Regions from separate parts of the Homo sapiens genome. Here region 2 is linked to region 1. A link is a loop called in an ENCODE intact Hi-C map of the cell type or tissue named here. Cell type or tissue: testis. All regions are shown on one strand. Links, peaks and the distances in the headings refer to the core of each region. The heading gives the core; the rest is flanking DNA.

Region 1 (16,140 bases), core at 2,767-10,766:
CAAGCAATTCTCCTGCCTCAGCCTCCCAAGTAGCTGGGACTACAGGTGAGTGCCACCACGCCCAGCTAATTTTTGTACTTTTAGTAGTGACGGGGTTTCACCATGTTGGCCAGAATGGTCTCCATCTCTTGACCTCGTGATCCGCCTGCCTCGGCCTCCCAAAGTGCTGGGATTACAGGCGTGAGCCACAGCGCCTGGCCCAGGGATTTTTTTTTTTTAAAAGAACTGAACTCTGAGTTGCCTACACCCTTTTTCCACTTATCAAAAAACTGTGAAGAGCCTCTACTTACAGGATCAATAGGCAAAAGACCAAATACCTTGGACACCATTCCTCAAACACCCAACTGATTGGGATGACCTGAAAAACAGGTTTCTGGTTTCTTCTCAAAGGGCTGTAATTAAACAGAAGGCTGGGTCACCTTTCAACACCTGTAATGGCTTCTCTTGTAGTCACAAGGTAAACCTTTAGCGTGGTATTCAAGATTTCTTGCAACTTGGCCCCCACATATGATTCTCACACATTCTTTCAGGCACCCTACCAGTCACTTAAGGCTCCTTATCCATTGCTTGAACTGCTCACCTAGGCCGTTTTCACCTCTGTGGTTTTGCTAATACCTCCAATAGAAATGCCCCCTCACCTATTTCTGCTCATCATAAAGCCACCATCTTTCAGTCCAGATACCATGGCCTCCTCCGTTGAGCCTTTCCCTATTGCTCTGTTAGAATTGCTTCCTCCTCTTTGCTCCCACACGTCTTCTGCCTCTTTACCACATGTATTTCATTCTACTAAGTTCCTTTTTCCACAGCCCAGTCTTGTATAGAGTGGCTCTTAAGTGCTGCTGGCTAAATAGGAGGTACCAGCTGCTGCTGTCACCTCTGCACGTGCTCCTCCTTCTCAGCCCGCAGGGCTTCTGGCAGCGGGACATCTATGTGACCCCCAAGCCTAGAAATCCAGGGCTGGAAGAAAGCTCAAGGGGTGGCCCAAACTTGGTCTAGAGCCCCCTCTAAGGCAATCTGGAGGCAAAAGATGGTCTAGTATGATCTGTCATTAGGAACACTATCAATTCTTTTTTCACTTCTCACTGGACCTATTTTTAAGTTTTTGATATATTTAATTTAAAAAATACACAAATACATTTTCTTCAAAGAGATTCATACTTTATAGAAGCCAAGCATGAAAGTGCTGCTTAACCACTGTTCCTCCCTCTCCCTTCCCAAAATAACGGGAAAGTTTAATGCAAAGTTTTTACACATCCACATGCATATATTTACACAAATATACATATTCTCAACATAAATGGGAGACAATATATTGTTCCACAGTTGGCTTTTTAAATCTTAATGCACTGATTATACAGGAGGCTGAACAATTTTCTGGTATGCTTATTGGTCATTTTTCTTTTCTTTTTTTTTTTTTGAGACAGAGTCTCGCTCTGTCGCCCTGGCTGCTGGAGTGCAGCGACACCATCTCGGCTCACTGCAAGCTCCGCTTCCTGGGTTCACGCCATTCTCCTGCCTCAGCCTCCCGAGTAGCTGGGACTACAGGCGCCTACCACCATGCCCGGCTAATTTTTTTGTCTTTTTAGTAGAGACGGGGTTTCACCATGTTAGCCAGGATGGTCTCGATCTCCTGACCTCGTGATCCACCCGCCTCAGCCTCCCAAAGTGCTGGGATTACAGGCGTGAGCCACCGCGCCCAGCCGCTTATTGGTCATTTTTCTATAAGCTCTCTGTTTATAACTATTGCCTGTCTTTTCTATTGAGCTGTTACCAATAGGAAAGATGATTATTGATTTGTAGTCTTAAATATTGTGGACGCTCATTTTTTGTTATATATGTCGCATAGACCTATTTTCCATTGCATTAATTTACCATTTCCTAACATTAATTTTGGGCAAGCCATTTAACCCAAGCTTCAGAGTTCTTACCTAAACAATGAGGATATCTCCTGCATAAGACTGTGGGGGAGAATTGACTGATAAAACTGAATGATGTCTGGCACTCAGTAAATACTCAATAAACGTTAGCTATTCTTCACTATAGACTTGGGGCTACAAGTCAGCTAAATGTTTAGTTTGGACCATAGGATTTAAGTATATTTGAACCCTTCAGGTGAAGCATGCATTTCTAGTTGACCATACCTTCCTCTGCCTCCCCAATCTGTTTTCTACACCACAGCTTCTCAAATTTATGTCATCTGCCTTCCACTCTCTGAAGTTTTCTTTTTTTGAGACAGGGTCTCGCTCTGCCACCTAGCCTAGAGTGCAGTGGTGTAATCATAGCTCACTGTAATCTCAAACTCCTGGGCTCGAGTGATGCTATCACCTCAGCCTCCTGAGTAGCTGGGACTACAGGTGCCTGCCACCACACCTAGCTAAATTTATTTTTTGTAGAGATAGGGGTCTCACTATGTTGCCCAGGTTGGTATCAAACTCCTGGCCTCAAGTAATCCTCCAACCTTGTCCTCCCAAAGTTTTGGGATTACAGGTGTGAGAGCCACCACACCCAGTTTTTACTGGCATTCAGTAAGTCTCCAAGGTTTTTAAAGGATAAAAATAAAGCAGGTTTTGAAATTATGTATCGCCCATTATCATGGCAGCTCTATGTGTCCCGTATGCACTACACAACTCCTGGATGTTGTTCACAGTTTATCAGACTTATGAAGCCCCCGCAGGGTTGGGCAATATACAACCTGCATATCTGTACATGGCAGCCTGGCCCATATTTTAAGGGGAATTTTCAAAGATTTCACAAGATGTATCCCTTGCTCTCACAACATCCACCTGTAGGATCAAGTTGGGTGGTGTGGTATCACTAGTTTATACATGGGGTAAGAGGCACACAGCTAGCAAGCCAGAAGTGGGACTAAAGCTCTCGACATTCAGACTGGAGCTGTGAAGGACCGAATCATCATGTCTCTGCTTGGTACCAGGTCAAAGGCAAGTTTAGGACTTCAGGATTTCCAGAGGCCTCCCAGAGATCATCAGGAAAAAGTCCTAATAGAAATTACTACTTTTATAACAAAACTACAGGTGGCACTAGGCTGGATAATAATGCATTACATGCATGTAGAACTACATATGTTAAATGTTTCAAAAATAAAAAGCAAAACAAACATGAGTCTGACCACCAGGTTAATAGCTGAGGTCTTTATTTCAATTTCTATATACAGTAAAAGTGCTGCTGAGAATCTGCAGCGACCAGACAGAACATAAATTTAAATCTCTCTCAACAATTAGCAGCTTAAGATCTATCAACTACAGTGTTAACGTTCACACGTTCACAAGTGTCATTTCTTTACGTTTCAATTCGTGCAAGTGAGTTTTTATTCTTACACACTTTGATAAAACACACAGTCTAGTAGTCAATCCCTACTGAGGATATCACCTAGCATACACGACATACAGACAGCAATGTTAACTCTTAGAGCCACATTCAAAATCCCAGGTTTCATTTGGGGTTGGGGTGTGGGAACCATAATTTTGCCTGTGTCAGATTACAATAATGTTTGGTTTTGTTTTAGTTGCATATTTTCCAAAGCTGAAAGGCAGCTCCTCATTGGAACTCTCTCAGAACTCAGCATTTTCATCTGACTGTACCTCAAAGGAACATGAAATCAGAAACAAAACCAAATGCAGTGAAGACCACATGAAAATACGCTCATTATTTGGACATGGCTAGTGAGGAAGGCTCGCTCCCAATATTTGTCTTGGCATCAGACTTTTACTCCATTCAGAACAGGGGAGAGAGAAGACCCTAGTCAGTGAAGTATAAAATTTAACCTACTTTTGCTTCTTAAGGAGCCAGTAGAGTGGAAAGCCTTCCTTACTAGGACATACTGAGTATACCAAGGAATGGAAATTGGAGCAGACAGAAGTACCCTTCAATTATCATAAACAATGTAAAATGCGCATTCTACAACCTGAACAATCACCCAGGCCAACACAGCCAGCTTCACTCACCCAGGCTAGAGGCATGGACAAATAAACCAGGAATGTTTCATTTTAAAGGGAATGAATACAGTTTTCTTTTCTTTTTTTTTTAGAGGAGCATTCAAATGAGGGGACGTTTCCACCCAGAACAACTGTTAAGCCATTAGAGCGAGGTTATAGAAGAGCTCTGACAAGACAAAAGAACCCAAGAACAACCACAATGAAAGAAACTCAAAAGTAACAGGATGGGCAGCAAAAGGTACAGCAAAGAATGAAAACAGATGCATGGTTACAAACAGCATTAAATGCGTACAACTTCTGGGTCTGGTGAATAATTAAGGGACAAGAAAGCCATTACTGCACCTGATCTGCACTGAAGGTCCTTCCTAAGACAGTTTGAGAAAGGAAGATAGAAAGTCAGCATGGGACTATTTGGCTGGAGGCAGGGGGCTTTCTACAGGTGAAAACCTTCCTTTGATAGATAGAAACCGTCCCAGGGCAAATAGGAACAGTTTCAATCCATCTATCAAAGTGACTTCCAGTGCCCACAAAACTTAAGTCTTCAGGCAGTTTGGGGGACTCAAAGGTTCTAGCTTAGAAAAACTGGTGGATTGCTGCTAGGGCATCTTTTAAATAACTTTGTGGGGGCTCTCTACTCTGAGCAATTACGCTAAAGCAGAAAGTTAGGAGAAACTGTCAGTTCAAAAAGTTCATAGTGTCCTTTGGCACTCCTGCCTAAAAAGTCACTGCAATATTTTTAGGCAAAGTTAACATTTTAATACATATAGGCTTGGGGACAATTTGTTTTTGGCATGAACATGAATTGGTTCTAATTTTTTTTTTTTTAAAGAAAAAAAGCACCCTTGTGGCCCTGCTCTGGGTGCAGTTTTGAGGGGGCAACAGAGCTAGCAGGTGTACTACAATCAGCTGAGGTTGGGGTGAAGACTGGAGTACCTGAGTTAAAATATCAAAGTAGTTATGGAAACAACATGCTGGCTCTGAGAAATCCAGCTTGCCAAAGCAAAAGGAGGCTGGCACCATTAGGTAAACTGTCCTTTCAGACAGGCAGGGCAATGCTAATCTAGTTCTGAAGGAATTTCCTGGTAAGTGGAAACAGGCAAAGCATACTTTGTTACTCTTTTCAGGGCATCTTATATGCACTTGGTTGCACAGAATGAGGCTAAGAGGGAACAGCATTTGTGACCAATACTACAAATAATATGGAAAGATTAACCAAGCTCTCTAGATAAACTCTAAATGTTCAAGTTCCACCAGGATGATGGAACTGGTTATGCGACGGGGGAAGGCAGCTCAGTTCATTTTTCAAAACCATCTATAGAAGTCCACTGAGCATAATTAGGTTAGGTTAACAAGTCCGTTTACATTATAGGAAGCTGGCAACATTTCACACCCAAAACTTGGGTCCTGCTAACCTGACATTTCCTTCACTGCTCTTTAGGAGAATCACCTTTGGTTGATTCTCTTAGGCAGACAGAATAAAGCTTTGAAATTAAGAATGCTGGGGCCAAAATGAAGACAGAAGACTCCACATCATCACTTTGGTTGTAATTAGGGGTGTTAACAAAATAAATTAAGGAAACACAAGGACTTATTTATGACTCTTATAGTCTCAACTTTTCCTAAAGACAACCCCAGCCCAAGATCACTGGGTGAACGTTTTCTTGGGGCAAAAAAAAAAAAAAAAAATCCCTATCCTACTACACTGGTTTTTGGAAACAGCCTCCTGCTCTCCTTGCACAACCCTTTCCTCTTCAACTAAGCCAAACCCATAAAACGGGGGCGTAGGTATGTCGGGACACCAAAAAGCAGCAGCAGCAGCCAGAGGGAGTTTAAACTGCATCTCAAAACAAAGGCGGCAGAGGGCAGCATTTACAGCAAGACTTTCTTACTCAAACTGTTTCAAGACAAGAGGGAGCAGCACACTTAAATATCCACACATTTCTTCATTTAAAAACATCACTTCTTTATTTCAAAGGAAAAATAAAAGACCCTCCCAACCCTGTCCAAAAAAACCCAATAATAATAATAACAATAATAAAAAATCCTATTAGAAACCATAAGGAAGCACTGAGAGTTTGAGTATTACATTCTTCAAGTATGCTGTTCGGATTTTTTATTTTTAGGTTGGTAACTATACACATATAAAAAAACCTTAAAAGTGCGGCCAAGGGATTTTGCTTAAAATTAAGTATTTAGAGGGCTACTTAAAAATACTGTAGTAGGACTGTGCAGTGATCCTTTGGGGGATGATGCTTTCACTTTTGTATCCTCGTCAAGGTTAAGGGGCAGGTTCAAAAGTGATCATACTTCCAGGATTAGCGTAAGTGGCCAACTTGGGTGAGAAAGCCAGAGAGATCCATGTGTTCTTCCACGGACAACGAAAATCCACCCCGAATCCAAAAATTCAGACATGGAATGTGGTAGGATTTCACAGTAAAGTTAGTCTGGGATAGGGAGAGGTGATGAGCCCAGACAAGGCAGGGTGTTAGGTTTAACTGGTTTGCCCTCATCAGGTTTTCGCATCTTTTTAGTGGGTTTTAGTGCAGTCCTTCAAGCCACAATTTAGATTGCCCTTCGGTGTGCTCCAGATTGTTGGTTCATATTAAAGGACTGTTTTAAGATTTGCATCCCAAGGAAAATCATGCTACATAAAAATGATCCAAGATTTTCGCCCAAAAAACTTCTTGGATAAAATCTAAAAAATACTATTGCAATTGCGTCTCTTGAAGAAAAAAACATTATTCTAAATGTAAACAGATTCACTCAACTCTTTTTTTGTTGTAGAAAACTTCAGAGTAGGTAAGTTGCTGTCTAACTCTCTGCTGCATGCACTCGCCAGAGGGTAGGGAACAATGCCTTCTGTGCCAGCATCATCTAGGGGATGAAAAGAACCGTTCCACATAGCTGAAGAGGGCGTCCCAGTGCTTCCAGAGAAAGGCAATAAAAACCACAAGGAATAAAGTGCTGAACGTCCTGTTGCGAGTCTTCATGAGGGGGACCACACAGTTGGCTACAGTGGAGACAAAGACCAAAAGGACTGCCATGACAGCCAGGAGGATGTTGATGAGTTTGCCCAGAAGGTTCCGGGCAGTGGCATTCTCCAGCCCTTCTAGCTGCACCACCTGCTGCTGCTGCTGCTGCAGCTCCATCTTGGAGATGCGCGTCTGGCATGCCTCCAGGGCCTCCTGTGGGCCAGAACAGGGAAGAGTTAAGCCTTCTGCTCACAAGTATTCTGAGATGCTGACATGCCCCCTGGGCAAGCCAGATGCATCTTGAGCAATGCCAATGATTTTATAAATATGCTGGAGCCTTGAATGAATGTAAAAGGCTAGATGTATAACTCACTATTCAAGTGATTATTATTCCCCCAAATTGCCCTCCACTGCATTCCAGTGGGATGAGTCACAGGAAGCAGTGGCCACACTTAACATTTATTTAGTCTAGAACATTTTAATGACAAGACCACAAATATATGCTCTTTTTTCATTGAAAATTAATCTAAGTTGCACAGAATATATTTGTTCAACATAAAAAATTTCAAATAGGATAGTCTCTCTTGACATTTCCTTCAATTCCAATCCCTGTCCCTGAGGCAGTACTGTTTGTGTTCACCCTTTTATGTGTGTAAGTGTATGCATATATGTGTCAAGGAAAATATACGGAATTATTATTTTTATTTCCTATCTGTAAACTAAAAATAAAATCCTAAGACCCCCAGCCAAATGAACGGACTCCCTCTTGGCCAAAGTGGACCCCAAAGAAACCTGAAAAAGTGAGTTCTTGGCAATGATGGGAAAGAGGCTGGACATGCCTTATTATATCCCCTCCCTTTTTGAGTTGTGGCACAAATGACCAGCATTAATGTGAAAATAGAGATCATAAGACTGACAGAATGGACTCTTTGTGGCAGTAAGACATCAAATTATAAACAAGACCTAAGGCCATGCCAGACAAGGTTAAATCTCACCCTATAAACCATAAAATCTCATCAGTTTTTAAAAAAATTAACTGGTGTTAATGTGGCTTTCTTTCCAACCTGACTCAGGTATAGCATCACATGACAGACAACAGACTCCGTTAACTTAGGCATTTTTGTACTGGCTTCAAGTCTTTACACAAAGCTTAACTCTTTCAACCGACTGCCAGCTAAAAAATTCCTAAAGCCCACTATGACTTGTTAGCCCCTACTTAGAGATGGCCCACCTTTTTGGGCCAAACCAATGTATACTTTCCATGTGTTGATTTAGGATTTTACCTACAATTCCTGTCTCCCTGAAATGTATAAAGCCAAACTGTAACCCAACTGCTTCAGGCATATTTTCTCAGGACCTCTTCAGACTGTGTTCCCCAGGCCATGGTTACTTGTATTGGCTCAGAATAAACCTCTTTAAAATATTTTACAGGGTTTGGCTTTTCCAAACATGGAATAGTATCACACTATAGGAATCGATTCACAACTTGCTTTTTTTTTCATTCAACAGTGGGTCTTGGTGATCTCTCCATGTCAATACACAGAATCTACCTCATTTTTTTTTAACTGCTGCCTGGCATTTTATAGTATGGCTAGGCTATGTTATAATATATGCAGCTAGTTCCCCCTTGGGGATTTTTAGGTTGTTTTCAACTTTTCCACTATAACAATGATGCAGTGAACATTCTTTGAACATGCTTCCTTATACACACTACCTGGTGTTTTCTAAGTCAAGTCAATCCCTGACATCAGTGGAAAGGGATCTCTGATCTGCCTTCTTAAGAAGGGCACACTCTCCTTTAGTTTGATCCTCTGTAAAGAGGACACTATGCCCACACACTAGACCAAACATTAAAAGTGTCTATTCTTGCTATTTTTTTGAGACGGAGTCTCGCTCTGTCACCCAGGCTAGAGTGCAGCGGCGCGATCTCAGCTCACTGCCAGCTCCACCTCCCAGGTTCAGGCCATTCTTCTGCCTCAGCCTCCTGAGTAGCTGGGACTACAGGTGCCCGCCAACATGCCCGGCTAATTTTTGTATTTTTAGTAGAGATGGGGTTTCACCGTGTTAGGATGGTCTTGATCTCCTGACCTTGTGATCCGCCCGCCTCGGCCTCCCAAAATCCCAAATCCCCTGGGATTACAGGCGTGCGCCACCATGCCCGGCCTGTTCTTGCTATTTTTTAACTTTATATTATTTAATTTAAAAGTCTATATTACCAAGACCTGATTGTATATTCTGTATCGCTCAATTACTAAAAAAACTTGAAAATAGTGTAAAATACTAATACATTAATGAAACATTAGTAATGCATTAGTGACATAAAGTGCTAATACATTAATGAGTCTAATGTTTAGAATTACCAGTAACTAATAACAACTTGTCTTATAACATATGCAATTAGAAAAAAGCTTCCATTTAACATACGCCTAATTCCCACACCTCCCCCCAACCCCCCCAAAAAAAGTGTCTGTTCTCCTCAAGGTCATAGCCTTCACTCATGAGTTTAAATTAATTCCAAAGTATTCAAGGGATAGAACCTATTTCCCTAGCTATGGTCAGATATCCTCCAAAGTTGGTCTGAGCCTTGAGTTTTTCTGGTCCTGGTTTCCTGGGATTTGAGGTAAGGCTTGGGCAACTTCAGACTGACGCCAACTATAGACAGACAATGGATGCTGTCCAGTCCAGAAGGATCTTAGGAAAAAATAATTAAAACATAAGCAGGGCCTGAAGAAGATGGCATCTGGGTAAATGATCTAGACATTCCCTTGATTCTTTTAGGCTGTTGTAATACAAGTTTTCTGGCCCACTTCCCTTCTCTGAGACTAGTGTCTTTCAAAATGCTTTCATATGAAACCACTAAGAACTATTCCCTAAATACCTCCATATAGAAATAAGAAAAAATTAAATATTCTACTTCCTCACAGAATAAAATAGATGGGCTATTAGCCTTAATTAAACATTACTGCCTCACGGGTTATTCTTGCAAACTGTCAGGCAATGTGCCTATATGAGATTTGGATTTGGCAGCTGGAATAAAAGCCCCCTTTCCCACAGAAGGAGAAGACAAGGACAAAATGGCCCAAATACTTGTCAGAGCTGCTTTTGAAGCAGTAATGGACAAATAGGATTCATGTGGTTTTCCATACACTGAGATTACTGTGATCCTAAGAAACATTTCCCAAGTACCAAGCAGACATACCAACCCAAAATGGTATAAACTTTTGAGAAATGCATCTCAATCATTTTAAGAGTAGGTATACTCTTACACAGTTGGTATAAGCTTTTCTTTGTTCTCTACCTTCTCATCTTTTTTCCTTCCGCTGTTTTCCTTTTTTCTTTCTAACCCTACTGTATTTTGCATTTACACCTTTTCCTTCATACTAACCTGGATGTCCCGGGCCCGTTCATAGGACTGATACGCGATTTTTTCTTCCATGCTTGCCAGTTCCTGCTTCAAGTTCAAGATTTCATTCTGGTGGAGCTCTGTTAGGTCATTTAGCTGTTCTTCCAATCGTTCACATCTAAGGAGAAAAAAAAAGTTTAGAATTTTATGAATTCTGTGAATATCTTTCCTGGCATTATTTACATCCAACTCCCAAAACACATTCTACAAAGGAATAGAAGCACAAAGAAATTGAGTGGCCTGGGTTAACAGGGTGTGCCAGTGGGTATAGCTCTTAGTCTCTGGAAAAGATAGCTTGTCTCAAGGCCAAATCACGTGGCAACATGGCTGTTCCATAATCTTTTCAATACACAGTATTTGCAGCGATGCCAGCAGCCCTGATTAGCTTTGAGCATAACCATAATATTAAGACAGTCATTAGGCTCCTCTGAACAACATATGGGAGAGGCAAAAACTAGGGTACAATTAAGCAAGCCTCATGAAAAGATAACACACCAATGGAAACCAACCTTCTGGCAGTCACCAGTAGCTTATTCCAGAACTGGCCAGCTCACTCACCCGGATGTTTGCGATTCAGAGCCCTAGAATGCCAGAGCCAGAGGGGTCCATCATCCCCATGGCCAAACACAAGTGTCTGGGACACTTCTGTCAACAAATATTTACTGAGAGCCTGCTATGTACCAGGCATGTTCAAAGTACTGGGAATATTGTGGTAAGCAAGACAGAGTGCCTGCCCTCAGGAGTTTGTACTCTAAGGAGTGGGGGAGGCAAGATGATTTCCCATATGGAGAAGTAAAACAAAGAAGATCAGTAGAGGTATAAGACAGAGTGCCGGTGATCGCCTGCCTTGGTCTCCCAAAGTGCTGGGATTACAGGCGTGAGCCACCATGCCCAGCCTAGAAAAGGTTTAAAGGATGAGATCAGAGATTCTAGGTGGAAAAATGAATGTGAGTAAAGGGCTGGAGAGAAATGGATGATAAATGTACAGAATAACTAGAATAGTGCATCTATGTTGGAGGAAAAAATGGGAAATCTGGAAGATCCGAAGAGTTGGGATTCTAGAATTGATATTAAATGAGCCCAAAGAAGACTACTGAGCAGAGGAGTCACATGATGAATATGTGTTTTTAGGAAAACGAGTCTTCTCATAGTGGTGAAGAAGACCGACTGAGGTAGGTTGTATGTGGAGTCCCAGGAACTAAAGAGCTAAGTAGATAGGAGAAAGGTTGAAGACTCCACATTTAAAAAACACTAGAAAAGGGAAGAATAAACATATGTCTAGCTTCTGGTGCCTAGAATGGAAACCTCTCTGTCAGGCAGAGGGCAGATGGGTAGCTCTCATCCCAACAGGGAATGTACTATCACTCAGGTAGCATACATTTAACATTAACACCAGCATGTGAGTCTCAAGGGACTTCATACTAAAAGAATAAAAATGCCAGAACAAACTCACACATCTAAAACTATCTCCTTTCTTTCTTCTTTTTAATCACATCTATAATATGTAAACAAACTTTTAAAGAATATAATGAATTTCTGTGTTTAAGGTAATTTTTATGTTGCAGCATCATAAACATTCTCCCTTCCAATAATTATGCAATAAATAATTATATCCTAAACTCCACTGCTTTTCTAAGAAACAAGGATTTTTTTAAAAGGCATTGTCTTACCCTTTTTACGATGTTACTAAACTCTATTTAGTTCTTCTTTATCCTTGATAGGAGTCTCTATACTGCCTTCTTTTATGCTGAAACTCTTCCTGTTATTGAAGTGACTGAACAGGCTAATGAGAAAGCAGTCCTACTTTTGATGGATAACTAGGGTCAAAGTTCTCTGTGACTCTGCCTTTTCCTTTCATCTGCTGCCCAGAGTACGTGATCAGGAACAGGTCCCATCCCTAGAATTGATTTTCCACCAAAATTTAAGTTCACAAAATGCCATAAGATAATGTTAACATAATGTCTTTTCGTGACTGTCCTATGTTAGCCCACTCTTCTGTGGTGTTTTCGGTGTTTGATAGTTTCATCATTCTCTCTCTTTACCAGAGAGGGGCCAGAGACTTTTTTAAAGCCGCATTCCAAAGTGCTGGTCTCTTGGGATTTAAGGGAAAGGTTATATCTGGCAGGAAATTACTCTCCTCAACTAAGGACTGTTGGGTGGCAGGGAGGGGAGCAGGGTGGTGGTCACCAGCCTACATCTTGATAAAAGCAGACACATGTGGGATCTCTGCATGTGTCCCACAGGCTACCACACAACCTCTTAGCCTACAAATTTCAGGCTTCTTAGGAATCTTATTTGATATTAAACATGGCTCATACATACCAGTAGAACAGATTAAAAAATAGCAGCCACAGCAACAGTTTAATCAGTGCCTACTATGCAAATTCATTTCAACAACCCCAAGAGGGTAGAAGGTATTATCTGCATTTTATAGATGAGGAAACAGAAGCTCAGAGAAGTTCTAAAGTGAATTGCCCAAGGGCACAAAAATATTAAGTAGGGCAGCAAGGATTTGAATCCAGTTTTGACTTTAAAATCCAAGTTCTTAAACTTTACAATGTGATGCCATTTTGAAACTCTACAAACCCAGATCAACTAACTCTCCTCATAAGTAAGAAATCAGAGTCAGAGTGCTAGCGATCCAAATCACTTAGCAAAAGTGAGCTGGAAAGAGCTACACTGATGTGATGGTTTGGAGTCTGATGTCAAAGTGGAGTTGATGGGAGAAGGAGGAGTATAATAAAAAATTATGAACCTACAATTAAAAAGATAAGAGTTGGTGAGGGCATGGAGAAATCTAAACCCTCATATACTGCTGTTGGGAATGGAAAATGGTACAATTGCTCTGCAAAACAGTTTGGCACCTCCTCAAAAAGTTAACAGTTACCTTATGACTCAGCAATTCTACCCCAGATATAACTGAAAAGAAATGAAAACTTATTTCTTCTATACAAAAGCTTGTACATGAATGTTCACACCAGCATTAATCATCATTGCCAAAAAGTATAAACAACCCATATGTATACGAGTGTTCACTGTACAACAATATATCATCTTGGCTGTTCACAAGTCAAGTATCAATATTTTGTATCCTAATCTGCTTGTCATTTGCCACCTGGCAAGTTTCTGTTCACTTTCTTCCTTTCTCCTTCAATCGATGGATGCTCACAGAAACATTAGAACATAAAACACAAATGTGAACACAGTTTTGCTTTTCACTACATGTATGCATATGAAGATCCCGAGCCCTAGGCAAAACTACAAAATAGGCTGACTTATGCCTTCACTCCCACAACATGGACTTCCTTCCTACTGCAGAAACAGTTCACAGGAGCAGGAAGGCTGTTGTTATCCTTTCCTCATCTTCTCACCTGACCTTTCATAATATACAGACACTCTTTGACTTACGATGGGGTTACTTCCTGAAAACAATATTTCCCATTTATGATGGGCTTAAATCAAACCATTGTTAGCCAGGGACTGTCTGTACAACAACATGTATGTCACTCTAGCAAGAATAATTCCCAGGACTGGGGCCTGAGATATTCTCTAGCAGCAGCCTGTGGGCTCTGACTCGGCTTTGACCTTACCTGCCTGGCCTTTTTTGTTCAGACCCAGTATGAAGACAGCAAAATACAAGGCATGCTTATCTTTACAAATAACATGAGGCAAGAAAGAGGTGAAACAGCAGACTGAATTCAAAATGATATTGACAGATTCAAGTGCAGCCAAGACTTTACCAGGGATTAATTCTATAGAAATAGGGAACTACTTCCTACTGCTGAATTCAGGTATCAAGAGCTCATGTAATGAGGGGGTAGCTTGTTCTTTGTAACTCCACAGAACTAAGGAGTAAGTCTTACAAATAGTTTGGTCTTTAGTTCAATTTTAGAAAGAACTTTCTAATAGCTATGTCTAACAATGAAAAAAACTATCTTAGAAAATGAGACCCTGCTACCAGAGATATTCAAGGAGAGGCTGCTTGTCAGGGATGTTGCAGAAATAAATCCTCTATTGAAAGAGATTTAACTAGACCTCTGAGATCTTTTCTAACACCTAGAGTTTGATTCTTTGTAGTCAGGGAACCTGTTTTCCTTTTTCTTTCTTTCTTTTTTTTTTTTTTTTTTTTAAAGAGATGGGGTCTTGCTCTGTCACCCAGGGTGGAGTGCAGTGGTGCAATCATGGCTCACTGCAGCCTCAAATTCCAGAGCTCAAGGGATCCTCCCACCTCAGCCTTCTGAGTAGCTGGGACTACTGACATGCACCACCAAGCCTGGCTATTTTTTTTTTTCAGAGACAGGGTCTCACTATGTTGCCCAGGCTGGTCTTGAACTCCTGAGCTCAAGCAATCCTCCTGCCTCAGCTTCCCAAAGTGCTGAGACTACAGGTGTGGGGCACCACACCTGGCTATTTTCATCTTTCAAACTATAGATACTTTAAATTTTGTGGTATATTTGCCTTCACAACGTATTGATTTTAACAACAATAAAGGGGGGCAAGGAGGTACACAAAATAGTGGTAATTTAAGAACTATGTAAAATCAGGTGTGAAATATTGGGATTCACTTGGTATGTGAGGTGGTGAGGAATATATATGAATCAGAGAATACTTGCAAAAGTCCTCAGCACTTATTCCCAACACTTTTGAACCTTACAATAAACCAATGTTTATCATAAGAAGGTTGCAAACCTGTCAAAGGTTCTGGAAGTCATTTTCAAACTAGATTTTGGTTCATCCCATATTATGTCTAGAGGTGCTCCATCTTCACTCCTGCCATTTTGCACCTAGAAATGTTTTCATAATGCAGTTTGTACCAGCTAATGCATGTGCTCAGTCCAGGTTTTGGATTAAAATCCCAGCTCTGCAACTCGCTAGCTTGGGTGATCCTTTTCATCCTCTATAAAGAGGAAATCTACCTACTCCAAAGGGCAATTGCAAAGATTAAAGGAGAAGACAGACATCAAATACCTGGCACACAAGAGGTGCTCTGTGAGACAGATATATCACAAATATACATTTGGTTTCATTTTTCTCTTTTGTGAGTCTCCTAGTTCTCCCCAACAATCCCTAGCGAGGTAGTTCAAAAAGATTGCTTGTTGACTGCCACATAGTCTTACTCCACTGTTCACTGATTCCCACTTCTGACTTTTTTCTCTAAGCCTTTGTTGTTGTTGTTTGTTTGAGACAGGGTTTTCTCTGTCGCCCAGGTTGGAGTGCAGTGGCGTGATCGTGGCTCATTGTGGTCTCAATCTCCTAGGCTCTAGTGACCCTTCCACCTCAGCCTCCCAAGCAGCTGGGACTACAGGCATGTGCCACCACGCCCGGTTAATTTTGTTTTTGTATTTTCTGTAGAGACGGGGTTTCGCCATGTTACCCAGGCTGGTCTTGAATTCCTGGATTGAAGTGATCTTCCTGCCTTGGCCTCCCAAAGTGCTGGGATTACAGGCATGAGCCACTGTCCATGGCCTTAAGTCTTCATTTCTTTATGTCCACTTTCCCAATTTTATATATTTTGACATTTTCACTGTTTTCAGTATATTTATGATGTTTTTCCTATGACATCACAGAAATGGGTTTACTGGGCACACACTCCATCCTCCTCAATCCTAGATACAAGCCTCTTTTACTTCTTATTTCATACATCTAGGTTCCTGCCATTTCCCTGGCTCAAGTTTGCCAGATAATTCAAATAGTTCCATGCACTGGCCATTTCCAAACTTTCCTTTGTACTGGTGAAACTATCTACCTATGTATGTGTGTGAGGAAAGGTGTCTCAAGTAATTTTTATTTTTTTATTTTAGAGACAGAGTCT
Region 2 (16,140 bases), core at 4,303-12,302, 280 kb after region 1:
CCCTACCCTCGAATCCTGTTAAAATTCAACCAGGGGCCAGCTCCTCCCCTGCAGCAGATGCTGAGTCACACTATCTCATCCCTTCTGTGGGATGGGGGTTCTGCAAAGGGAGCGGACAGCTGGGTTTGTCTTGGCCACCACCGGACTCCTTCGGAGTGGGTGACTGATAGAGCTCAGATGACTGACCAGGGAGCCAGGGCTGTGATCAGGCTCTTGGGTTGGCTGGAATGACCAACCTAAATAGCCAGCACACCCCGAAGATGTCCTCCTGCCACCCACAGGGCCAATGTCCTTGCTTGCTCATTTAATGAGGGACCTGTCCTCCTTGTTTGTCTCTCTCCCCCAGCTCAAGAGTGAGACACCTGGACAGCTTGCCCTGAGGAAAACTTCAGAAAGAACTGAAGGGACACTGGTGTCTGGTATGGAAAAAGGATACCTCTGGGTAAAAGGAAGACTCTGGGTAGCTCTGGTGACCCAGCCTTGGATTCCAGCTCCCGTGGGGGAACACTTTCTCATGGTTAGGTCCCTCGAGGGAGAGATGGCCCTGGAGATGTGCGAGCAGGAGCTAGGAGATGGCCCGCCAGGACACGACAGAGGAGACTCGCAGGATGGGTGGGAAGCTCACCTAGATTAGAGTCTTCTGATGCACCTCCAGAGCCTGGTGGACTATACAGATCTGATTTGGCATTTGTGGAAAATTCAGATTCCTAGGCCAAACCTCTAGTCTTCTATTTGCTATGAGGTTAAGGTGAGACTGGGATCTGTAGTTGTAACAAGCTTCCGGGTGATGCTGGTGCAGAGTTCTAGATTGATGTCTCTGGGGGTGCAGGTTTGAGTGCCAGAGAGAAAAGAAATGTGCTTTATGCCTCATTGTGCCACTCTGGTAACTACGGCAGGACTCCACACATAGTAGGTATTCAAAGAATGCTTGTGGAAGGAAGGAAGGGAGAGAAGGAAGAATGGAGGAAGAAGAAGAAAAAAAAAGAGAGAAGAAAGGAAAAGAGGGAGGAAGGGAAGGAAGAAGTCAGGAGGGAGGAAGGGAGACCTTTGTCATTAAAACAAGAATCAGTACATTTAAGAACCGCTTCCCCTGGTGACCAAGAGTCCAAATTCTCATTTGACCAGCTTTGAATTACATAAGGAAGGAAGACCTAGTCCTTTGCTTAAAAATGTGCCCTCAGTGGTGGTTGCAAACTCAAATGTCTTCAGGGGATGGCAAATAATAGAAATGTGATAGGTATAGCGTTGCCAGGTATTGCAAATTAAAACACAGGATGCTCTTTTAAATTCAAATTTCAGATAAACAACGAATAAATTTCTAGTATAATTAGGTTACAAATACTATGTGAGACATACTTACACTGAAAATATTATTTGTTGTTTATTAAAAATTTAAATGTAATTGGGTGTCTTGTATTTATCTGACAATCCTAGCTAGGGGGTTGAGTAAAAATAAAGAAACTTGTGCCCATCCGCCACCCCCACCAAGACTTTGCTTCATGCATTTTGAGTTCTGTTGTTAGGTGCATAATATGTTAATAATTATTGTGTCTTCTTGCTGGACTGAAACTTTAATCATCATAAAATGTCCTTGTCTGTAGCAACAATTTTTGTCTTAGCCTATTTTGTCTGATATCGTATATAGCCACTCTAGCTGTATTTTAATTACTGTTTGCATAGTATATTTTTTTCATTCTTTTACTTTCAATCTATTTGAATATTTGAATCTGAAGTGTATCTCTTGTAAACAGTATATAACTGGATTAAAATCCATCTGCCTGCCGGGTGTGGTGGCTCATGCCTGTAATCCCAGCACTTTGGGAGGCTGAGGTGGGCAGATCGCTTGAGCCCAGGAGTTAGAGACCAGCCTGGGCAACATGGTGAAACCCTCATCTCTAAAAAAAAAATTATATATGAAAATTAGTGAGGCATGGTGGCACATGCCTGTAGTCCCAGCTACCTAGGAGGCTGAGGTGGGAGGATCATCTGAGCTCAGAAGTTTGAGGTTGCAGTGAGCTGTGATCACACCACTGCACTCCAGCCTGGGCAACAGAGTGAAATCCTGTCACAAAAAGAAAGAAAGAAAAAGAGAGAGATAGTTTTCCTAGAGACAGAATTTTTGATTGAGTCTTTCTTTCAGTTTCAAGTGATCCTCCTGCCTCAGCCTCCTAAACAGCTAAGACTACAGGTGTGTGCCACCATGCCTGGCTAATATTTCACTTTTTTTGTAGAGACATCATCTTGCTTTGTTGCCCAGGCTTGTCTTGAATCCCTGGCTTCAGGTGATCCTCTTGTCTCAGCCTCCTAAGGTGCTGGGATTATAGGTGTGAGGCACTGCACCAAGCCTTGGTGAGTCTTTCAGCACCTTGAACATGCCATCCCTTTGCCTTCTTGTCTCCACGGTTTCTGATGAGAAATCAGCTGTTAAGCTTATTGAGGATCCCTTGTATATGATGAGTCTTTTTCTGTCTTGCTACTTCCTACATTCATTGCCTTTGGCTTTCAATAGTTTCATTATGATGTGTCTAGGAGTGGATCTTTTGAATGTATCCTACTTGAGGACCTGTTGAGCTTCTTGATTTTGTAGATTACTGTTTTGAAAAGAAATCAAATTTAGGAAGTCTTTGGCCATCATGTCTCAAATATTCCTTCTGCCTTTTTCTCACTATCCTCTCATTTCCTCCTGAGGCCTCTATTATATGTATTTTAGTGTACTTTACGGTATCCCACAGTTATCTGAGGCTCTGTTCATTTTTTTTTCTTTCTGTTGCTCAGGCTAGATCACTGCAAATGACCAGTCTTCACATTAGCTGATTCTTTCTTCTGCCAGCTTAAATCTGCTGCTGAACCCTCCAGTGAATTGTTAACTTGTTATATATTTTTCAATTTTAAAGTTTCTATTTGTTTTTTTTCGTTTTGTTTTGTTTTGTTTTGTTTGACAGTCTTGCTCTTGTTGCCCAGGCTGGAGTGCAGTGGCATGATCTCGGGTCACTGCAATCTCCACCTCCTGGGTTCAAGCGATTCTCCTGCCTCAGCCTCCCAAGCAGCTGGGATTACAGGTACACGCCACGACACCCAGCTAAATTTTTTTTTTGTATTTTTAGTAGAGAAGGGGTTTCACCATGTTGGCCAGGATGGTCTCGATCTCCTGACCTCGTGATCTGCCCGCCTTGGCTTCCCAAAGTGCTGGGATTAGAGGCATGAGCCACCATGCCTGGCCTCTATTTGGTTCTTTACAAAAGTAATTTACATCTCTTTATTGGTATTCTCTGATTGGTGAGACACTGTTCTCACACTTTCCTTCACTTTTTTTGGCATAGTTTCCTTAATTTCTTTGAATATATTTAAAATAGCTGATTTAAATATTTTTCTATTAAGTCAAAGTTCTGGCCTTCCTCAGGAACAGTTTCTACTGCCTGTTTTTTTCCCCTGGGTATTGGTCATACTTTTCTGTTTCTTTATGTGCCTTGAAAGTTGTTAAAAATTCAAAATTTTGAATAATATAGTGTGAAAATTCTGGAAATCAGATGTCTCCCTCCCCAGGGTTTGTTGTTGTTGCTGTTCATTGTTGTTGCTGCCTCTGTTTGTTTAATGTCTTTCCTGGACTAATTCTGTAAAGTCTGTATTCTTTGCCATGTTTTACTAAAGTCTCTGCTTGGTTAACTTAGTGGTCAGCTAATGATTGGACAGTGTATTAGTCTGTTTTCACACTACTATAAAGAATATCTGAGACTGGGTAATTTTTTGAAGGAAATAAGTTTAATCGGCTTACAGTTCCATGTGGCTGGGGAGGCCTCAGGAATCTTACAGTCATAGTGGAAGGGGAAGCAGGCATGTCTTACATGGCAGCAGGCAAGAGTGTGAGCAGGAAAAATTGTCACATAAAATCAGATCTCATGAGAACTCACTATCATGAGAACAGCATGGGGTAAAACTGCCCCCATGATCTAATCACCTCCCACAAGTTCCCTCCCACGACACATGGGGATTATAGTTTGAGATGTGATTTAGGTGGGGACACAGAGCCAAACCATATCAGACAGAGATTTCTTTGAATGCTCTGGACCAGTAAGTCTACCAGCCTTTGACAAGGGACTCTGTGTGTGTTGTTAGGATATGCTTTCAACATTCCAGCATTACCACACTACCTTAGTCTTCACTTCCTGCTTGAGCAGAGCCTCAAGGTGAGCCAGCAGTGAGGGATTATGGTTTTATCAGGTATTTCCTGGGAAAGTGCACAGTCTTGTACATGTGCACAGCCGTCTAGATCCCCAAAAATATGTGGGAGTTTTTCAAAGCCCCCAATGGACATCTCATTCCTAACTTTTCTTTTAAATTTTTTGGTCAGCTTCTTGTTTGCCCCATCTGTTATCACTGCCTCTGGCAGCTACAATATTAAACAACTGCTGTTGATGGTTTTTGACAAATGTCCCCAGGGTAAAGGCTGTTCACATTGACTGAACTCTCAGGTCAAATAAAGGCAAGCTCTGAGAGTAGGGACTTCCAAGGAACTTCCAGACAGGTCAAATGATGACAACTTTCTGGGGATGGGACTTGTTAGCAAGCTCCAAACCCTTCTTTCCCCTCCAGCAGCTGCTAAGGTGCTGGTTCTCATGGCTATCATTATTGTAAGGCTGTCAGTTTTCAAGAATACTGCAGAACTAGGAGAGGGAGATGGAAATAGGACAAGTTAAAATGTCACAAATCTCACTGTTCTTACTGAGATTGTCTTGAAAAAAATGCTCCTGCATTGTTGTAAGCCTTTGATTAACTCCCGGAGTACTGAAAACATCAATTTTGACAATTTTTGCTAGTGTTCTCATTGCTCTTACGGAGGAGTGGATTTTCAGAGGTCCTGACTTGATCATTCCAGAAGTGCCCTCTCTTCTGCCAAAGACGTTGGAATTCATTTTTTTTTTTTTTTAAAGACAGGGTCTCGCTCTATCCCCCAGACTGGAGTGCAGTGGTGCCATCATGGCTCACTGCAGTCTCAAACTCCCGGGCTCAAGCAATTCTCCCATCTCAGCCTCCCAAGTAGCTGGGAACGCAGGTGTGCACAACTGCACCTGGCTAATTTTTTGAAATTCAAATTTTAAAAATGTGCAGCTCAAAGAAAAGGGTCTGTAGACTGAGATGGTCTGTGGATGATTAGACTTATGGTCTTTGGCCCCCAGAGTAAGCACTCTAAAAATATTCATTTATTTGTACTACAAGGTTCTGACACTTGGGGGAGGAAGGGGCCAATGAATGATGATTTCATAGAGTATGTTCTGAGATTTCCTGAGATGTCTGGCTGTGATTCCCTTTCTTCTCATTCCTTCTTACCTCTCAGACCACACGCCTGGCCCTTGCTCCATTGACTCTCAGCCCACGATTATTCTCAGGGACCCCAAGGCAAGCAGTGAGGGGCTACTCCCCAAGGAGAAAGGTGTTCTTGGGGAGATGCTACAAGAACCTCCTGGCAGAGTCGAGGATCCTTTCTTGGGCAATCTCTCATCATTCAATCAGCACACTAACCCACAGAGGGTGCAGATGTGAACACAAAGGAAATGCCTTCCTGATGCTACTGATTGGTCAGACGATTGGGCACATCTCCCTGATGAGTGAATGTGTGTAAATGTTTGAGTGTGTGGGCATGAATATTCATATGTGTGTGAATATGTGAGTCTATGTGAGTATATCAGTGTAAATGTCTGAGCACTTGAGTATAAGTGTGTGTATGTAAGTCAAATCTGAGTATGAGCAGGTGTGAATGTTGTGTGTATACGGGTATGGCTGAGTGGGTAAGTCAACATCTTTGCAAGCATGTGTGAATGTGCATATAAATGAGTACATGTATGACTGTGAAATATAAATAGTAAGTGAGTGAAGTGTGGGTGTGTGCATGTGTGTGTTGTGTGAATGTGTGTGAATAGCCAAGTGTCTGTGAGCGTGTGTTCATTGGATGTGAGTCAGCATGTACAAATATATCAGCCTGTGAATGTTTGAATCTGTGTGTGTAACTATGTGTGTGGATGAGTGTGAGTTCATGAGAGTGTGTAACTGTAGGTAAATGCTTGAGAGCAAATGTGTGTGAGCAGATTGAATATATATGTTTGAATTATGATTATACAAATGTGTGTATTACTGAGCATGGGTTTAAGTGTATGAGTGAACCTGTGAACATTTGAGTGTATCTGCAACTGTACGTGGGTGAGTGACTGAGTGTGAGTGTATGAACATGTGGATATAAATGTTTGAGTATTAAGGTATGAGCACATGTATGTGTGTGTGAGTTCACACATCTGAGTGTGTGGACATGTGAATGGAAATGGGGTGAATGAGTGTTTATGTGTAAGCATGTGAGTGTGTGTGAGGAGGGTCTCTGTAGCTTTAGTGGGGCAAGTGAGTGGCCCACCACAGCTGGAGAGAAAGCCCTGGTTCTCCCTGGAATGTGGGATGTGGAGGTCAGGTACCTCCAGGCAGGGAGTACTAGGTCCCCACACATGGGAAGTTCACCTGCTCAGGGCCAGCACCTGGATTGCGCCCTTGGGGTCCTTGGCCTCCTGCTCCCAGCCCACTCCTGGGGGTCAGGGCAGAGCTCCCGGGCACACGTCTCCTGGCTGGGGCCCTGTCTTTCTCTCAGAGTTGAAGAAGCCAGGAGTCTCCACCTCACCTTTGCACACACGTTTGCATCATTATAATGTCAGTGGTGCAAGTCTTACCTGGCATCATTACATTTTTTCCCACTGGCCTCACAGCAAAGGCAGGAAAGGCTGGGTGTGTTCTGGAGGTTTCTTTGAGAACTCTGCTTCCATTTGAGAAATCACCGATTAGCTGCCATGCTTTGTCCTAAGGGCTTTGCCCTCATTACTTCACCCAGTCTTCCCGACAGCCATTAGCAAGCCCCTTTCAGAGTCTGCAGGGCCTGACTTCAAATAGTGATGCTGGGTGTGATTGGCTGTGCGACCACAGAAACTGAGAGATTCCCTCTCAACTCCAGTTTACTTATCTGGCAAGGGCCGCTGGAGAGGCTGCAGGGTTCTTCTCACCTTTCAGGTCTCAACCCAAGCTTCATCTCCTCACATAATTCCCTTCCTCCCTTATTCTCCATCACATAATCCCGTTTCTTTCCCCTATAATGCAATCTGTAGTTATCTTATTATTTTATCTGTTTGTTGGTGTGTTTCTTGTTGTTTCAGCCTCCATACAACTCTGAGGCAGGCACTGAGTCTTTCCTGGTCACGGCTGAATCCACAGCACCTAACACACCGCGTGGCCCTTAGTAGGTGCTCGACAGATACCCAGTAACTATTCACCGGCGGTAAATGAACTCGTGCATGTGTCTCTTGGAATCAGCTACCCGCTGGGACCTTCCCGTTGAAAACTTGGGTTCGACATTTACTGCTTTGAGTCCTCAAATCCGCTGGTGCAAAGATTTGAGAACTGTGCTTTTCTACAATTCAACTCCAATTTTTGGTCCCGGGTCCGTAGCCCACCGTCGCAGGGCCCTGGTTATTTCTGGCTCTGCAGTGCCACCTGCAGGCCATAATTAGATCTGCAGCCTGAGGAACATTTCCCACCTCTAAGGTCTCAAACTAGGAATGAGACTGGGGAGTCTAGCCGGGCCAATGACTCCAGGTGACCAGGAATTGCTAAAGTGAAAAAGTGACCCTAGAAGGTTCTCATAGACAGCTTGGTGGTAAATGATAGGAAACCTCTCTTCTCCCACTGTTCACTTTCTCGAAGCATTAAATTCCTCCTAGGGTTCCAATCCTCAAGTTGCAGGGGTCTCAGAATCCTACCTAACTCCTCTTCCTCCCCACAAGCGTGCTTACCCTGAAGCCTTCCATCTCAGTGATTTCTCAGTCCTGAAATGCTAGAGTCATCTTTATTTATCCTATACCCTACGTTTAGTCCATCAGCAAACCCTGTCTGCTCCATCCTCCAAAGACATGCCTAGAGCCTGACCACTTCACACTACTTTCTCTGCTCTTACTCTGGTGTGAGCCAACATCATCTCTCAATTGGAAAAGATTCCTCCCTAGACATTTCTCCAAAGAAGATACACAAATGGACAACAAACACAGGAAAAGATGCTCAACATCATTAGTCATTAGGGCCATGTGAATCAGAACTGCAGTGAGATACCCTTTCACACCCATTAGCACAGCTTTTATTTAAAAAATGAAACATAACAAGTGGTGGTAAGGATGTGGAGAAATTGGAACGCTTATACATTGTTGGTAGGAAGATAAAATGGTGCAGCTGCTGTGAAAACAGTATGGTGATTTCTGAAAAAGTTAAACATAGGCTGGGTGCAGCGGCTTATGCCCGTATTCCCAGCATTTTAGGAGGCCAAGACAGGAAGGTCACTTAAGCCTATGAGTTTGAGACCAGCCTGGGCAACACGGAGAGGCCCCACCTCTATAAAAAATTGAAAAAATTAGCTGGGCATGGTGGTGCATGCCTGCAGTCTCAGCTACTCAGGAGGCTGAGGTGAGTGTATCACTTGAGCCTGTGAGGTTGAGGCTGCAGTGAGCCGTGATTGTGCCACTGTACTCCAGCCTGGGTGACAGAGTGAGACCCTGTATCTAAAAAAAAGAAAGAAAGAAAAGTTAAACATAGAATTACCATATGATCCAGGAATTCTACTTCTGGGTATATACCCAAAAGAACTGAAAGTAGAGAATCAAACACATACTTATACAACCATGTTCATATCAGTATTCACAATAGTCAAAAGTTAGATATAACCCAAATGGCTATCAACAGATGAGTGGTTCACCATGAGAACCTGATGATGAAATGCAATATATCTATGTAATGAAATACTATTCAGCCATCAGAAGGAATAAAGGAATGAGTACTGATACATCCATCAACATGGAGGAACCTTGAAAACATTGTGTTTAGTGGAATAAGCCAGATACAAAAGGCCAAATGTTGCATGATCCCACTTATATCAAACATCTTTTTTTTTTTTTTTTTTGGAGGTGGAGTTTCACTCTTGCAACCCAGGCTGGAGTGCAATGACGTGATCTTGGCTCACTGCAACCTCTGCCTCCCGGGTTCAAGTGATTCTCCTGCCTCAGCCTCCCGAGTAGCTGGGATTACAGGTGCCTGCCACCATGGCCAGCTAATCGCCCGGCTAATCTTTATATTTTTAGTAGAGACGAGGTTTCGCCATGTTGGCCAGGCTGGTCTCGAACTCGTGACCTCAAGTGATCCGCCCACCTCAGCCTCCCAAAGTGCTGGGATTACAGGCGTGAGCCACCATGCCCAGCCTATATCAAACGTCTTGAACAGGCAAATTCATCAGTACAGGAAGTAAATTACAGGTTACCAAGGACTGCAGGGGGGAAGGGAGAATGGGGCGTTATTGCTTAATGGGTTCAGAGTTTTTGTTTGGGGTGATGAAACATTATGGAAATATAGAGTAGTGATGACTATATGACATTGTGGATGTACTTAACGCCGCTGAATTGAACACTTAAAATGGCTAAAACAATACATTTTATGTTATATATGTGTCACTGGTAAAGGGTCGTGACTGCCAATTGTCCAGGTTCTTGGTGTTTTGAACAAAGAATTGAACAAAACGCCCAGCAAAGCAGAGAAAATGAAGCAACAAAAGAACAAAAGCAGGGATTTATTGAAAACGAAAGTACACTCCACAGCGTGGGAGCGGCAAGAGCAGCGGCTCAAGGGCCAGCCATACAGAATCTTCTTGGGTCAAAATACCCTCTAGAAGTTTCCCACTGGGCACTTCATGCTTACCTCATGTAAATGAAGTGGTAGCCCGTGATCAGTCAGGTGGTTTTTGCAACCAATCAGAGGCTAGGGTGAAGTTACAAAGTTATACTTCTATGCAAAAGAAGACTCAGCTGCAATCAGTCTGATTGGTTGTGGACAGCAACCATTCAGAGGCTGGAGTGAAGTTACAAAGTTGCGAAGGAAGACTCAACAGGCAATCAGTCTGATTGGTTGTGGACAGCCAATTTCCCATCTGCTGTCCAGAAAAGGCTGGGGGTTTGCAAAGGGAGTAGCCTCTGGTCGTTTTTTACTTAGGCATGGAAAGTTAGGATTTTCCTTTCAAGTTAGTTCAAGGAAGTCGGAGTGAGGCATAAGGCTGCCTGCCTTAGGTTCCCTGCCTGCAGACTCTATTCTCCTGCCTCCTATGTTTTACTGCAGTTTTTTTCTTTTTCTTTCTTTTTTTTTTTTTTTTTTTTGAGACGAGTCTTGTTCTGTCTCCAGGCTGGAGTGCAGTGGCACAATCTCGGCTCACTGCAACCTCCGCTTCCCAGGTTCAAGTGATTCTCCTGCCTCAGCCTCCCGAGTAGCTGGGACTACAGGCACATGCCACCACGCCTGGCTAATTTTTGTATTTTTAGTAGAGACGGGGTTTCACCGTGTTGGCCATGATGGTCTCGATCTCTTGACCTCGTGATCCGCCCGCCTTGGCCTCCCAATGTGCTGGGATTATAGGCATGACCCACTGCGCCTGGCCAGTTTTTTTCTTTTTAAAGCAAGGGGAAAATGCTCCTCCCTGGTCTCCCTATCTGCACTCCCCACACAGTAGCCAGAGAGGTCCTGTGAAACTCTGTCACCTCCAGCCTCTGCTCAGAACTGTGTCTCTCACTCCCTCAGAGTAAAGGCCAGGTAGCCCTCAAAGCCCCTCAACACCTGGCCCATGTGTCCTCCCAGTTTCATCTGGGCCTCACTCACCGGACGGACGCTGCCTCCTCGCTGCCCCTCTGACCGGTGAGCGCTTGTGCCCCTGCGGCCTTGCATGGCTGCTCCCTCTGCTGGGAACTTTCTCCTCCCAATATCCACACAGTCCGCCTGCTCCCCTCCTTCAGGCCTTTGCTCAATGTCCCTATTTGGTGAGGCCTTCCCTGGCCACCTATTGAAACCCGTATACTCATCTCCACCCTGGCACCCCAGCCCCTCCCCTGCTTGATTTTTCTCTGGCTGCCCTCAGCTACGTGCGTATTTTAGTTATTTATCTGCTTATTGTCTTGTCTCCTTTCACGTAATTTGAGCTTTAGGAAGGCAGGGATCATTGTCCCTGTCCAGTTCACTGGCACATAGTAGACACTCGACAGTGATTTGTTGAATGAATGAATGTATGAATGAATGCCTACAGTTGGGAGTGGGCAGGCTGTGAGACAACAGAGAGTACGGGGACTGGGGATTACTGGGAGCTCAAGTCCCGGCTAATGCTCTCCAGCTGGTTTTTGTCTCGTGGGAAAGCATGTCATTACTGCCCAATTGACTATTTAAGAGAAGCCAGAAATCTGGATTTTTAGTGAAATTCTCCAATGTTTCAAGCACTGAGAACTAGTGTAGGTTTATAAAACATCTTGAGGACCAAATGATACCTATCTGTGTGCCAAGTTTGGCCCATGGACACCTGGTGGTGGCAAATGGTGGTGGCAAACGGTGGGTGCAGGGTGTTCAGATTTTTCTCCCCATCCCTGCCTCCTCTCCTGGGCTTCAGACCATCCATCTAACCAGCTGCCTCCTGAGCACCTCCACCTGGGTGGCCTCCCAGACTTTCAGAATCAACAGGTTCCACCCTGAATTCATCCTCCCTTACTGTCAACCAGAATCTCCGAGCTCCTCATCTCAGTGACACCCCCAGCCCTCTTCTCTCACTCACCCCCACATCTTGTCTCCTAAATCAATATTTCCCAGCCTGCCCCTGCTGCCTGCCCTGTTCCCAAGGCCCTTGCCCAGGCTCAGGCCATCATCTCACTGGGTGCCTGTTCTCATCGTCTCTTCACTGAGTTGGCGGCTTCACTTTAAGGTATAACTGGGGGAGTGGGTGGAGCACTCCACAATCTGGTCAGCTCAGGTCCTGCAGAGGTCTTGATCCGGCCTTGGGGTAGAGGGATTATACACACACACACACACACACACACACACACACACACGTATATACATATACATATACAAAAACATATATATCAAATATGTATATATAAGTCAAAGTGTAAAAATCTGAAGTGTATAGCATCTACCCTCCTGTGCCACCCACATCAGGGTTTTTAAATAGCATCTACCCTCCTGCACCAAGAAGTAGAACACTTCCAGTTTCCCAGCAGGCTCCCTCATGCCCCTTCTCGGTGAGCACTGTCCTTCCGCTCCCCCAACACGGTTCTGACCTTTATTACTGCAAACCAATGAAACCCCTCCTAGAATTTCACATGAATAGGATCGTCCAGTTAGTAGAATTTTATGTCTGGACTCTTTTTTTTTTTTTTTTTTTTTTTGCTCAGTATAATGATTCTGAGATTCATCTATGCTGTGGTGTGCACAGGTAGTTTGTTCTTTTTATTGTATGGATGCGCCATTGTGTAAATTGATCACAATTTGTTTATTCAGACACCCATTGATGGCTATTGGGCTGTTTCTGGCTTTTGGCAATTATGAGGATGTCTGCATGAACTTCCCTGTGGCAGCCTTTTGTGGACATAAGTCTGCCTAGAAGCAGAATTTCTGGGTCCTACCTTAAGTGCATGTCTGCCCTTCATGTAAAATGACGAGGAAAAGTGGCTATAGCTTGTACTTTGCATTCCCTCCATCAGGGAATGAGAGTTCCAGTTGCTCCACAGTCTTGCCAATACTTGACATTGTTGGTCTTTGATTTCACCAGTGCTTTATCTGGAGAGTCCAGGCATGGTCATGGTTGAAGTCTCTGCTCTCAGCTCCCGCCTCAGTCTTCCTTCAGCCAGTCTGACCTGATGACCTCTTGCTTTCCTGCTCCTAGAAATGCCCCTGTGCTTTAGGCAGCCCCTCCAGCTGTTTCTCTTCCCATGGGGCAAGGAATTTGCAGGACCCAGGGGACACCCCTTCTTGGACCACACCCCATCCCCTTCTAGACCAGGCCATGAGTATTCAGTACCTGAAGATTCTCTGTTCCCATGTCCCAGTGTCCTGAAGCCCATTTCCAGGGCCTGTGTGGGCCTCTTTCCCAGCCCACGCTCCTAAGGGCAGACCATCCTCTCGAGATGGGAGAGCAGCAGGACTTGTTTTCCAAGCCTCAGTTACAGACCTGCTAATCAAGGCAGGATATAGCAAAGAAACTGGTGCAAACCAGCTAGGACCAGGATGGTGATGAAAGCAACCTCTAGTTGCCCTCATTAGTCATTATATGCTAATTATAATACATTTGCATAAGATACTCCCACCAGCCCCATGACAGTTTTCAAATGCATGGCAACACCCAGGAAGTTACCTTATATGATTCCTGGAACTCCTCACCCATTTTCCAGAAAGTTCATGAATAACCTACCCTTTATTTAGCGTATAATTAAGAGAGGGTCTAAAAAGAGCTAGGCAGCAATGCACGAGTGCTACTCTGGGCCCCTCTGCCTGTGGCAGAGCTCTGCTCTGTCTATAGGGCAGCGTTTTGCTGTACACTGCTGCTCTAATAAACTTGCTTTCTTTCACTGATGCTGGCTCTTGAATTCTTTCCTGAGTGAAGCCAAGAACCTACCAAGGCTAAGCCCTAACTTTGGGGTTCACCTGCATCACTCTGGCGTGTGTACTACTAAATCTGAAGGTTGGCCAAGGACAGCTGCAGGTTGGGGTGTTCATCTGCAAGTGTGTGAAGACCTTAGCTGTAGAGGATGAAGCCTGGGGTCAGGAAGAGAAAGCGGGTGGGCTGCAAGCTGGGGCGACTTTCCCCACACTCTCACATGTGAAACTTCCGAGAGTCTAGTAATCCCAGATTTCTACCTAGCTTCCAGGCTATTATGCACCTTGGACTTCTATAACAAAGTGCCACACACTGAGTGCCTGAAGCAGCAAAATGTATTCTCTTCACCTGGGATCAGAAGCTCAAAATCGAGGTGTCAGCAGAGTCGGTTCTTTCCAAGGGATGTGAGGGAAGGATCTGTTCCACCAAACACCCATGAGTCCAGCAAACCACCAGGAGCAAGGAGAGACCAGGTGTTCAGTCCTACAGTGTCACCTGCGGGCCTTGTGACCAAACGGCCTCATTGTCCTCTCTGGGTCTCAGTTTGTCTGCAAAATGGGAAACTTAGCTCAAGATAAAAAAAACGGATTGTTGTCTTCCTGTCAAATTTCCTCCATATGTGTTTTGTTTGTTTGTTTGAGACAGGATCTTACTCTGTCACCTAGGGTGGAGTGCAGTGGTGCGATCTTGGCTCACTGCAACCTCCGCCTCCCAGGCTCAAACGATTCTTGTGCCTCCATCTCCTAAGTAGCTGGGATTACAGGCATGCTCCACCACACCCAGCTAATTTTTTCTATTTTTAGTAGTGATGGGGTTTTACCATGTTGGTCAGGCTGGTCTCAAACTCCTCGACTCAAGTTGATCTGCTCACCTCGGCCTCCCAAAGTGCTGAGATTATAGGCGTGAGCCACCATGCCCAGCCCCCAGATATGTTTTGTTTGACCTACATAGTGATGTATAAACTTTGAATTGGTTGCCAACCTGTAAAAATCAAGAAATTTCATCTAAAACCCAAATTTCTGGCCTCTTTTGAGAAATGAGCCCTTTTTCTCTTATGGCTGCGATTGGCTGGGTAAAGTTGTGGCAGCCCCTTTTACAGGGCTCCAAAGGCCTGTCTTAAAAAATCGAAGCTTTGGCTGGGCACAGTGGCTCATGCCTATAATCACAGCACTTTGGGAGGCTGAGGCAGGCGGATCACCTGAGATCAGGAGTTCAAGACCAGCCTGACCAACATGGTGAAACCCCGTCTCTACCAAAGACACAAAAATTAACCAGGTGTGGTGGCGGACGCCTGTAATCCCAGCTACTTGGGGCGCTGAGGCAGGAGAACTGCTTGAACCCAGGAGGCAGAGGTTGCAGTGAGCCGAGATTGTGCCACTGCACTTCAGCCTGGGAGACAGAGGGAGAATACATCCCCCCCACAAAAAAAAAAAATCTAAGCTTCAAGTCGGATGGAGTGGCATGCTCCTGTAGTCCCAGGTACTCAGGAGGCTGAAATGGAAGGATTGCTTGAGCCCAGGAAGGCGAGGCTGCAGCGAGCTATGATTGCACCACTGCACTCCAGCCTTGGCGACAGAGACAAGACTGTCTCAAAAAACAAATAAACAAACAAACAAAACCCCACTAAGTGTTGATGAAAAGGATTCCAAGAGGTAGGGGATAGATTGCCAGACAAAGCAAGTAAAAATACAGAACTCTCAGTGTGGCAGCTCTCGGTGGGGACTTGAGGAGCTGGGTTTCAGGGAGGGCCGCACAGTTCAGTGCAATTCCGAATTGTACCACCATGGGGAAGCAGAGCCACAAAGTTGACCTGAGTGGTCCGGTTGGGTTCCTCTGCCAGGACCTCGGGGGCCAGGAGTGCCCGGGGCTGCCTGGAACTGAGGAGTGGTGGGAAGCTGAAAGGAGATGGAGGAGGGAGGAGCTGGGGACTGTGCCTGACCCAGTGTCCAACAGCTGAGGGAGGCCAGAGGAGGGAAAGGTCCTAGTGGGTGCAATCAGGGCAGGCTTCAAGAAAAGGACAGGCCTTAAAGACTGGCAAGATTTGGATAGAAACGGGAGGGCCCTCTGGGAGGGAGGCATGGCTTGAGCAAAGGTTTGCAGAAGGAATGAGCTTCATGGGAAGTGTGTCCTTGCCTGAGGCAGGGTGACAGTGTCTGAAATTCTGAAACACGTCTCAAGACATTGTTTTAGTCATGATCAAGTAACAGAAACCCACCTCAAATTGAGTTAAGAAAAAAAGAGGGCCCGGTGCAGTGGCCCGTGCCTGTAAACCTTACATTTTGAGAGGCCGAAGCAAGAGGATCACTTGAGCTCAGGAGTTTGAGGTCAGCCTGGGCAATAAGGTGACACCTTATCTGTACAACACTTTTAAAAAAAAATTAACTGGGTGTGGTGGCATGCACCTGTAATTCCAGCTACTCGGGAGGCTGAGAGCGGGGGATTGCTTGAGCCTGGGAGTTCAAGGCTGCAGTGAGCTGTGATCACACCACTGCACTCCAGACTGGGCAGCAGAGTGAGGCCCTAACAGTTAAAACAATAAAGAAAAAAAAGAAAAAATGAAAAGTTATTCCCTCATGTAACTAAAAAGTCCATCAAATGATGTCATCATGCATCTGCCTCTCTTTATCTCTCAGCTCTGCCTCTCTCTGTAGTGATTCTGTTCCAGGCCACCTTCC

What was found. A loop is a pair of places that touch in the nucleus more often than their neighbours do. Peaks named below come from ENCODE experiments on the same cell type or tissue, not always from the same donor. Only the 100,000 strongest peaks of a DNase experiment are listed, where the experiment ranks them.
Region 2: it touches region 1 in a loop (6-fold over the local background); 85 of 110 quality-filtered maps call a loop at or near these places.

The regions. Positions count from the first base shown.
Region 1 is chr3:129,644,658-129,660,797 of GRCh38, forward strand. It overlaps TMCC1 (transmembrane and coiled-coil domain family 1), which reads right to left. Exons shown (of 7, transcript NM_001017395.5): 6 at 10,311-10,446; 7 at 3,135-7,138. The coding sequence ends at 6,824. Among named protein-coding and RNA genes, the nearest start is that of PLXND1, 46 kb to the left of the region's middle. RefSeq lists a silencer at 6,949-7,243 and an enhancer at 13,463-14,290. In testis, for the core only: a CTCF peak has its summit at 5,804 (motif pointing right); a DNase peak (open chromatin) is centred at 5,784.
Region 2 is chr3:129,927,166-129,943,305 of GRCh38, forward strand. No RefSeq gene overlaps it. Among named protein-coding and RNA genes, the nearest start is that of TRH, 39 kb to the right of the region's middle. In testis, for the core only: CTCF peaks have their summits at 7,527 (motif pointing left) and 11,417; DNase peaks (open chromatin) are centred at 7,496 and 9,846; H3K27ac peaks cover 1,180 bases.